Linked DNA regions of Homo sapiens: region 1 is linked to region 2. The links are chromatin loops, found by intact Hi-C in ENCODE. Cell type or tissue: OCI-LY7. All regions are shown on one strand. Each heading gives the region's core, and the rest is flanking DNA. Links, peaks and the distances in the headings are about the cores only.

Region 1 (5,386 bases), core at 126-5,125, 59 kb after region 2:
AAGGTCAGGGAATAACGTCCTGAATTTATTTTCGGGAATATTCTGGGGCTGACAAGACTCAGGTTATTCTCAGCTTAGAAAGATCCATAATGAAGAACTTGTAAAAAATAAAATCGCATGATGGAAAGAAAATGCAAACATAAAAAACAAGAAGCAGACGAAAGGGAGCTAACTGTGGTGAATGGAGGTCATTTGATGAACCCAGAACCCAGAACCCAGAATCAGTTACAATGACAGCGATGGTCCTTTGCCCAGAGAAAAGCAGACCAGGAGGTGGCAGACACAAGCAGAAGAAGGCAGTGGGAAAGTCTGAGCTGGGACTCAAATGGAGGCTGTGACAGGAGGGATTTTGGTCTCTCAGTGTGTATGTCACTTGAAGGCAGAGACCTTAATTATGGGGCCCTATGTGCGACTCTGAGCAAGCCTGCACCTTCAGGGAGAGGTAGGGCATTGGAATTGTGGGTTGTGTTGCTGGGAAGGCAGAGGAGACCTGGCTGAAGCTTCTTTTCAGACGTTGGACAGATGGATGAGGGAAAAACTGGCCATTATACCAAGCTCCTCACAGGTAGAGTCAGTGCAGCATGAAGTGATATAAGTGATACCTCTTCTGTGTGTCCTCTAATATGAGTTCTGTTGTGGCAGTATGATGGAAGGCCAAAGCTAGTACAGACTCCTTGGTAAAAGGCATGCTCAGAGCAATGCCAGATCCTGCCTAGACACCTTAACCTGCGTTTATGCCTCTTCTGTGTTTCTGATTCTGATGAATACAAAGTGCTCTGCTTCTTCTTCTCTAACTCCTTATGAATTACATGAGTTTGTTCTTTCCCACACAAAAAAAGAAAAGATCAAGACAAGGGGTGGAAAGAAGCCATGAGTGTTATTCCAGGGCAGGAATTCTTAACTTTTTGGTGCCACGGACCACACTGGCAGTTTGGTGAAGCCTATGGATCCCATTCTCAAAACTACGTTTAGAAATTCAGTCAATAAAATACATAGAATTGCAAAGGAAGCCACATGTACTGAAATTCAAAATTTTTTGTGGTTTAGTAAAATACATCCTTCTTAATTATCCCATTAAATTAATTAGCTCATCATTCTCTAGTGGCAGATTCAATAATTACTATAATTTTGAAATTTTGGGTAGCATAACACATATTTCAATATACGTAATGTGATATAAAAATATCTATGGTTTCTCTTGATGGCAGAGTTACAGGTACTGCTAAATCAACGTGGTTAGTTACCTACATTAGAGTTGGAGAAATCCTAACTTCAGGTAAAGGTTAGCGATGTGGTTTGGCTCTGTGTCCCTATGCAAATCTAACACTGAATTATAATCTTCAATGTTGGGGAAGGGACCTGGTGGGAGGTAGTTGGATTATGGGGTCAGATTTTCCCCTTGCTGTACTTATGATAGTGAGTTCTCATGAGATTTGGTTGTTTGAAAGTGTGTAGCACTTCCCCCTTTACTCTCTCTCTCTTCCTCCTGCACTTGCCATGTAAGACGTACCTCCTTCTTTGCCTTCTGCTACGATTGTAAGTTTCCTGAGACCTCCCCAGCCATGCTTCCTGTAGATCCTACGGAATTAAACCTAAGTCCATTAAACCTCTTGTCTTATAAATTACCAAGTCTCAGGTAGTTCTTTATAGCAACATGAGAATAGACTAATACAGTTAGTAAAAATAAAGGTATAAATTTTCCTATTAAAGTTCAAAAACACTTGCTCCTGCCATTTTTATCCCCAGACTCAATGCCCAATGGACTTCAGATGAAGAATCTTTTCTCTAAGAGAAGTCCCTTCATCAAAACATGAGGTCAGGAAAGTGAAAGTTCTCCCTAAATATTAAAAATATTACAGCCTCATACAAATTAATGAAAAAAAAAACCCTCAAGAGATGGAGGGGCCAAGGACATGATGAACAAAAAAAAATGATAAAAATTTGAATAAAAAGTCAACTTCAGAACAAAGTTGCAGAAATTTTTTTTTTTGGTCTATTAGGATGCAACATGCACCCACACAAACACAAATTCTGCAAGTGACACTGATATCACTATTCTCACTGCTGCTTAAATTAAAATTTGTACAGTTATTTTGGAAAACAGATCTTAAATTATTCACATTTTGAATCATTAACTTCTTAAACCAACTTAGATGATTGTCATTTAATAGCTACACTTTAAAATTTTTTTCTTATATAACCCGGACTACCCAAATCTTAAAGTACCCACTGGATTATATATAACAACAGCTCCCTCCATCACCAGCAAACCAAATATTTTCCAGTCTCAAAAGCATAAAAATAATGAAATCCACCACATTCCATCATATATGTTTAAACCTCATAAGGACTAATATATGCTGACCTCTCCTTTGAGTCTACTGGACTGTCACAGTATTACAGAGGATGGCAAGCTACCTAGGGAGAGCACACATTTATTTGGGCGTGGGTTTTGGACACGACATTTAGAGGCCTGTATTCAATTTTTGCCTAGAAGGTTTTCTGTGATCACATTTTTACTATTATCTTTTTTTTTCCTTTGGCCTTTCTACCAGTTCATACTTCCTATCAGTCTTTTGTTTTGAATTTGGTATCATTGCCCTATTCCTTTAATACATATTTTTTGAGTACCTATTTTGTGCCAAATATTGTGCTGGATATTAGAGACTCAGTGGTTAATCAAAAGATTTCATGCCTGTCCTTCTGGAGCTTACAGTCTATTGCAAGGGTAATTAAACTACAGCCCATGGGCCAAATTTAGTCTGCCATCTGTTTTTGCACGACCTGCAAGATAAGAATGGTTTTTAAATTTTAAAACATAATAAAAAATGGAAAGAATAATAATATTTTATGACACACGCAAAGTGTATGAAACTCAAATTTTAGTGTCCATTAATAAAGTTTTATTGGAACACAGCCACACTAATTTGTTTATGTATTGTCTACAGCTGATTTTATGCTGCAGTGGCAGAGTCAAGTAGTTGCAACAGAAACCGTATGGCATAAATCTAAAATATTTACTATCTGGCTCTTTACAGAAAAAGTTTGCAGACTCATGATCTAGTGGAGTAGACAGAAAAGAGGCAAGCAAGCAAATAATAAAATAATCACAGATTGTGGTAAGTGATACAAAGGGGGAAAAGGAGGAGAAGATGAAGAATGCTAGCAGCATGTGTGTGGATAGAGTCTGTAAGAGAACGTCTTCAGCTGGAAGTGATGCTTATACTTACACAGAGGTCAAAAGGGTGAGAAGGATCCAGATATGCCAAGAGCAAGGGAAATTCTGCTATGTTCAGAGCAGGGGCAATTTTGTTCCAGGCAATGGAGACGGGGATGGGTGGTGGCAAAGGTGCTGGTGTGGGAAAGATCTTGGTGTGTCAGAGGAACTGAGAATCCATCCTACCTGGAGAGGAGTAAGAATGAAGACTGACCCATAAATACATGAGGAACCACCAAAGGGTTTCAAGCAAAGGAATGGCATGGCCTGATTTGCATTTATCAAAGGTTACTTCATCTGTCCTATGGAGAATAGATAGCAAGAAAAAAAAAAAGAATGTTAGAAAACTATTGCCTTACCTCTCCTTGAAGGTCCATTTCACACCTTGCTCCCATTGACATGTACTACGATGGGCTCCAATAAACCTGTCAAAATGAGGGGCTTCAGAATTTCATAATATTTTGCTATTATTCTTTCAAAAATCAGTTATTAATGAAGTTTAGATGTGTAGAATAGCAACTGATAACATTTTCAAAAAAGCATGTGTTGGATGTCAGATTTCACTCTAATAAGAACTCAATGAAGAACACTTTCTTGCTAAAAATACAGAGTTTTCAAATATGGTGCAAAGAATATAAAAAGTGTTATTAGAAAAGATAACTGGTGATAGCTGCCCTTGCCTCCTGCCTTAGCAGTATAACTTTTCTCTGGAGGGCATAGCCTTTTGTCTTACAAAATGACCTTATAGACCATATTGGGGAGGAAGATGAGGTCCAGAGGTCAACACTGATAGCTAAACATCTATGCATAAGAAGTTAACAGGAATCTGTGGAGAAGATAAGATAGAGGCTGAGAAACCTGGCTGTGGAGACCAGTAAGAAATTTCTGGAGGAGGATTAGCCTGAGGACATAAGTACCCTCATGTGTACTTCTTCTTTTTTATTTTCTGCAAAGCTGCCATATTAAAGCCTTCCATTTTTTAAACCTTCAATGAAAGCCTTATACAAGCATATACTTGGATTGGCAGTTTTCTGGAAGTAATTGGGATGCTGTCTCACAAAGTTATAAACTAGTACAGAAAAGTGACATGTATGGGTGGCCAGGTGATCTATAAAATGAAGTAGTTTGGCAGAGGTAGAAATTCAGAGCCAGGTTGACTAGGAAAAATTTCTGTAAGAAATATAAGAATCCCAAGGAAGACCAAGTTTCTCAACACATGTAATAGGGATTTTGAGGCAATTTCATTTGACAGTTTAAGAATAGTGTGAATCCAGCTTACATATGGATTACATACAATTTTGCTCTGTTTTCATATTAATACCATGATTTACAGAAGGCCAAGCAATGTCATGTCCATTTCAAAAACCGGGAAGAATAGCCAGAGAAAGATTAAGTGACATCCAAGGGCATGGACATTGACACGGATAGAATCACTATTGTTCCTCTGGCCGCTGGGCCCTTGATGAAGCCTGTACTTCTATCCATTTGGTGGATGAGAGCCAAGGTAAAAAAAAAAAAAAAATCAGAAAAGAACACAAGTAAATGTTTATGGAAAAACACAATCCAGCATTTACGGGAAGCAATGGCTTCCTCATGAGTCCTGCCCTTTCTGAATTTTGGGCTTTCCTGAAGTTCCATTTTTAGAGAAACTCACGCTTAGGCCAATTTTTGCTGAACCACTTCCCTACCAATCTGTTTCTGGGTCTCAGACAGCGACTTAGAAAGTGCAAAGCATTCATGTTTCCATAGTGCCTTCCTGTCCCCTAGTACCCATTGAAAAGGCATATCAAAAGAGAAATCAAACAAATTTTGTTTCAAGATCTCAATTGAATTGGGTAACACTTCATTCCATAAAATAGAGTAAGTGTCCCAGTGAGTTGAACAGAGGGGGTTGGTTTTATAGACAGAAAGGGTTGAAGAAAGCAGAAACAAAGATTTAAAAGCAGATTGGTCATTTCTTAGTAAGGCAGGAACAGGGAGACAGAACAATAGAAAGATAACTGATTGGTTAATGCCAGGTTATGCTGGTTACTTTTTGTTGAAAGGATTAAAACAGGTAATTCATTATTGTGACTGTTTGGAAAACGGGCTGTTATCTTTCCCTCCTGATTTCTCAGAAGCTCAGAGAACAACTTAGTTTCAGTTTGGTGACATGGAACTTTAGCATGG
Region 2 (5,386 bases), core at 276-5,275:
TCGCCTGTGTTCCACTCCTTGTTATGTCTTTACTAAACTGTCTAATCCTGGATAATGCATGTAATATTGGTAGACTCTAGAATTCTCCATAAAAGGAGGTTAATGATAAACCCCTGGTATCATTCTGAGGATTAAAATAGATAATGTACGTAAGGCATATAACACTGGGCTTGCCACAGAGCAAGTGTTCAATAAATGTCAACGATCATTGTTTTTGCCTCCCCTTTTTATGCTTCCTTTTTACCTTTGCCTACATTGCTAAGTGCTTTCACCTTGTTTCATGGTGAGTGTGTTTGTGGAGAGTGAAGATAGGAATGATAGGGCACAGAGGCATTTTTTTGTCTTATTTTTCAACTCACCTGATACATAAAAAAAATTGATGCTACTTATTGAGGACTGGGCATCACACATACTATGGTGTTTTTAAAGCATGTCCACAAATTTTCGGCACTATTTCAAATAAAAGGAGCGGTCTAATTCTGCTCTCCTAGAATACAGTCTGGTGGTAGTGATTTGCTTCTAATAAATAGAAGGCAATGGAAGTGATGTCACTGTGTGACTTTCCAGCCAGGCCAGAAAAGAGGATATGGTTTCACCTGTTTCTCTCTCAAGTGAGATACATGCCTTTGGAGCCCTGAGCTACCTCATAAGAAATCTGGAGACCTTGAAGGGACCATGCAGAAGGACCATGTGGTGGGTCCCAAAGGGATAGAGGGAGGTGCCTGGGGAGCCACAGCTGCTCCAGCCCCTGCTCCAGCTATTTGTCTTCCCAGCATGGGAACAAGACCTGTGAATGAAGAAGCCTTGAAATTGACCCCAGCTCTAGCCACTGACCAGTCTGCCTCAATCACCTGGGAGACCCCGATTCAGACTAGCTCAGCTCAGCTGCTCTCAAATTCCTGGCCTACAAAACCCACAAGAGCTAATAAACAGCATTGCTCTTGCAAGGCACTAAGTTTTGGGCTGATTTGTTATGTATTGCTAGATAACAAATAAACGCATGATATCAACTAATAACTCTGTGTGGCAGGTATTGTTATCTTAGTTTCACAAATGAAGAAACTAAGGTTTAGAGAACTTGAGAAGCATACATACAATACCGCTAGGGAGACACAGAGCTGGGACACAAACTTGTGTCCACGAGACTCCAGAGCTTGTCAAGGATCCTCTGCACCAGGAGGCTGCCTCACTGGATGCTGGAGGAGGTTGAAACAAATAGGTAAAATTGTGTTTTTCTGTATCTGCCCTACTAGCCTCTCATGATTCTAAGATTAAACACACGATCACATTGTGTTTGGAAGATCACCACCTGTTCAAAACACTCTAGGCTCATAGTTAACTGGCAGAACCAGCCCCTGAAGTGAATTTACTAAAAGGCTCTGTGTCCTGCGTCTCCTTAGGAACAGTGCTGGGTTTCAAAGTAGGCATCAGGGCAGGGCTGCTAGTTAAAGGGGGTGGTCAGCAGGCCCAGAGGGCCCAGGTTGCCCTGGGGAAGCCTGGAGAAGGCTGTGAAGTTCCAAGCTTAAGGCAGGCAAGGGAAGGCCATATGGTGTGTGGTGAAAAATGGCGGAGGAAAACAGAACAAACAAGGCTGAGGAGTGGGAGCACAGCTGAGAAGGAAGTGAGAAGAGCACGATGTAACGGAAGCTCTGGAGAGCAATGAGAGAAATCTTCACAGACTGGATGGCTGAATGCTCCCCAGAGACACAGAAGGGCTCTGCTGCTGCTGCCAAGGGGAAGCAATTGGTTTGATATTAGACCCAAGGGGATTTACATGCCAAGGTCCACTTTAGAATTTCTATCCTAACCTCTGAACCCATGTACTTCTAAAACGTATATGTAAATGTTTCTGAGAAGACAGGGTCCATTCATTCAGGTTAATGTCTATCAAGCATCTATTATGTGCTGGGTGACCAGTGACAATGGGACATATAGAATATAAATTAAACACATTTTCTGCCCAAGAGGAACAGGGTCTGGAGGGAAATGATAATTTTTGGACACCTATTGTGTGCCAGGTCCTATCTGGGGTGATTTACTTAAATTTTCTCATTTAATCTTGACACCTATTCTACAAAATAGGCATTACCTTTATAAGAAGCTGAGCTTAGAGAAATTAAATAACATGCTTAAAGTTATATACAGCAAGCAAGTGTGTGTGTTTTAACCCAGGTTAATCTAATTCTAAAACCCATAATTGTTCCGCTGTCAACCCTGCCTCTCAGGCTTATGGGTTCGCATTTCTGGGTGCAGATTTCATGGAACTGTGTACAGAGGGCTTTAAGTCAGCAGAGAGGAAGTGGTTAGTCCTGCCTTGAAGAAGGTGCAGGAGGGGACGTGGTTTCACAGAAGTTATTAGATCAGGGCAGTGTAGGGAGAGGAGGAGTTTAGTAGTTAGAGAAGGACACTGTAGACAGAGGGAGTTGCAAGTCAGAGGGAACAGTGTGCCAGGCATGGAATGGAGGAAGACATAGTTGGAAAGACAGGCCAGGGCTAGACTGTGAGAAACTGTTTCTTTTCAAAGGAATATGGGCAAAGGGAAGCACTGAGGTTTTTAAGCAGGAAAGTGACTTGATCAGATGTGCCTTTTAGAAAGGTCATCCTGATAGCTCTTGGCAGTATTGTTAGGAGCAGAAAGAGCCTGGCCATTTTCACTTAGATGTTGCACTGACCTCTGAATCTCAAAAATCTCACAGTGAAATGCATGATCTGTCTTCTTCCTGCTTGCAAACTCTTATCTACTCCTGGGTACCCAACTTGGTAAGCACCTCACCATCCACCCAACTGACCAGGCCAGGGGCCTTGGCTTGTACAGAGGTGGGTGTGCACAGATGCTGACAAAGCTTAAGCATCAGGGCCCCTCACTCACATGAGCACTCTCCAGGCCCTGCACTGAATTTTGTGTTTGCAGCTTTGTAGTCAAGAGCTGTGCTAATCTCTTAGTTGTGCCATTTTTTCTCTTAAACTCTTTCTAATTTGGCTTTCAGCCACTATCTGCCACCTGGATCCCTGTAGTGGGTTTTGCTTAGGTTAGCCTGCTTCTCTACTTGCCACTGGAAATTTTATTCTCAAAGTAATTCTTCTAAAACATAAGTCAGGTCATGTTATTCCTCTGCTTAAAACCCTGTCATAGTTTTCACTGAGAGTAAAAGTCAAAGCCCTTACATTGCGCACTAGGGCCGTGCATCTCCTGACTGCTGTTTCCTTTTTGAGTTTTTGCCCACCACTCTTCCTTACACTTTGTGCTGCTCTAGCCACACTGGCCTGGAGCCACTCCTCAACACTCAGGCCCGCTCCCATTGTAGGGTCTTGGCTTTAACCTTTCCCTCTTTCAGGAGGCCCCTCCCACAGATATTTTCTCACCTCCCACAAGTCTGTGCTCAAGTCTTGCCTTCTTAATGAGACCTATTCTGACTACTATTCTTTTTTCTTTCCAACTTGTATTTTAGGTTCAGGGGGTACATGTGCATGTTTGTTACGTGGGTAAATTGTACGTCACAGGGGTTTTGTGTACAGATAATTTTGTCAACCAGGCAATCAGCATAGTACCTGATAGGTAGTTTTTCAATCCTCTCCCTCCTCCTACCCTCCACCCACAAGTAGGCCCCAGGGTCTATTGTTTCCTTCTTTGTGTCCATATGTACTCAATGTTTAGCTCCCATTTATAAATGAGAACATGTGGTATTTGGTTTTCTGTTCTTGTGTTAATTTGCTTAGGGTAATGGCCTCTAGCTGCATCCATGTTGCTGCCAAGGATATGATTTCATTCTTTTTTTGTGGCTATATAGTATTCCATGGTGTATATGTACCACATTTTTTTTTTATCCAGTCCATCATTGATGGGCACCTAGATTGATTCCATTTCTTTGCTATTGTGAATAGTGCTGCAGTTAACATACATGTGCTTGTCTGACCACTATTTTTAACACTGCAACCTGCCCCTTCCCCTCTCCCCTGCAGCCCTGGTTTACCATATTTTCAGAGATAGAAATCATACACTTTTATGTAACCTATGTATTAGCTAATGCTCTGTATCTATATATATTGACTTCCCAATTATTGATAACAATATTGACTCTTCAGAGAATTTTAAAGCTCAGAAATCCTTTTCATATCTATTCTCTCATAGGAATTATTGCCTTCCTGTTATACATAATAAAACTAAGCTCAGAGTTAAGTGAATTGTCTATTAATAACTACCAAATTTTGGCACCTACTCTGTGCCAGACACTATAAATATATCATGGCCAATGCTTACAATAGACCCATGAAGTGGATATTGTTTTCTGTGTCTTGCAGTTGAGAAAGCTCAGTGTTTGACACTTATGTGATGGTCTAAGTTCCCATTGCCTGTCACATCCAGGACTGCTTGATTCCAGAGCCTGTTCTTTTTCCATTGTTGTTCCTGTTCATTTCATTTCTTCATGCTGCCTCCCAGATGTGGGCTCAGCAAGGGGAGATACCTTGACTTAGATTTCTTCTTATGCATTTTTGAGCTAGTTTTTAAAATTTTCCATTTTAAATTTTTATTGATGCCTAATAGATGAACATGGTTTCAGGGTACATGTGATAATTTAATACATTCATGGAATTTGTAAAGATCAAATCAGTGTACTTGGAATATCTATCACCTTATCTGTTTGCCTTTTCTTTATGCTAGAATGATTCAAATTCTTCTCTTCTTGCTATTTTCAAATACACAACAGCTTATTGCAAACTATAGTCACCCACTGATTTATTTAACACTAGGTCTTATTTCTTCTATCAAACTGTATATATTTATACCTACTACTCAACTTCTTTTCATCCTCTCTCCCCCGCTCCACTCTTTCCTGCCTCTGCAGCTACCAATCTACTATCTTCACGAGATCCAGTTTTTAGCTTACACATGTGACTGAGAACACATGATTTTTCGTCTTTCTGTGCTTCGCTTATTTCACTTAATATGATGACCTCCATATCCATCCATGTTGCTGCAACAACATGACAGGATATTTTTTTATGGCTGAATAACATTCCATTGCTTACATATGCCACATTTTATTTATCCATTCATCCATTGGTGGGCACTTACATTGATTCCATATTTTGACTATTGTGAATAGTGTTGCAATAAACATGAGAGTGCAGGGGTTGTTCTGATATATTGATTTCCTTTCTTTTGGATATATACTGAGAAGTGAAATTGCTGGATCACATGGTAATTCTATTTTCGGTTTTTTGAGGAACCTCCATACTTCTTCATAGTGGCTGTACTAATTTACGTTTCCACCAACAGCGTAGGAAGGTTCCCCTTTCTCTGCATCCTCACCAGCATGTGTTATTGCCTGTCTTTTGATAAAAGCCATTTTTGCTGGGGTGAGATGACGTCTCATTGTTGTTTTGA

The links. Peaks named below come from ENCODE experiments on the same cell type or tissue, not always from the same donor. Only the 100,000 strongest peaks of a DNase experiment are listed, where the experiment ranks them.
Region 1: it touches region 2 in a loop (3.0-fold over the local background); 1 of 110 quality-filtered maps calls a loop at or near these places.

What each region holds. Positions count from the first base shown.
Region 1 is chr1:168,982,436-168,987,821 of GRCh38, reverse strand. The region is part of intron 3 of LINC00970 (long intergenic non-protein coding RNA 970); the gene reads left to right. Among named protein-coding and RNA genes, the nearest start is that of LINC00970, 100 kb to the left of the region's middle. In OCI-LY7, for the core only: no CTCF peak of the experiment used is centred there; no DNase peak of the experiment used is centred there.
Region 2 is chr1:169,041,464-169,046,849 of GRCh38, reverse strand. The region is part of intron 3 of LINC00970 (long intergenic non-protein coding RNA 970); the gene reads left to right. Among named protein-coding and RNA genes, the nearest start is that of LINC00970, 43 kb to the left of the region's middle. RefSeq lists enhancers at 1,550-1,679, 2,232-2,491. In OCI-LY7, for the core only: no CTCF peak of the experiment used is centred there; DNase peaks (open chromatin) are centred at 1,659 and 2,309; H3K4me3 peaks cover 353 bases; H3K27ac peaks cover 667 bases.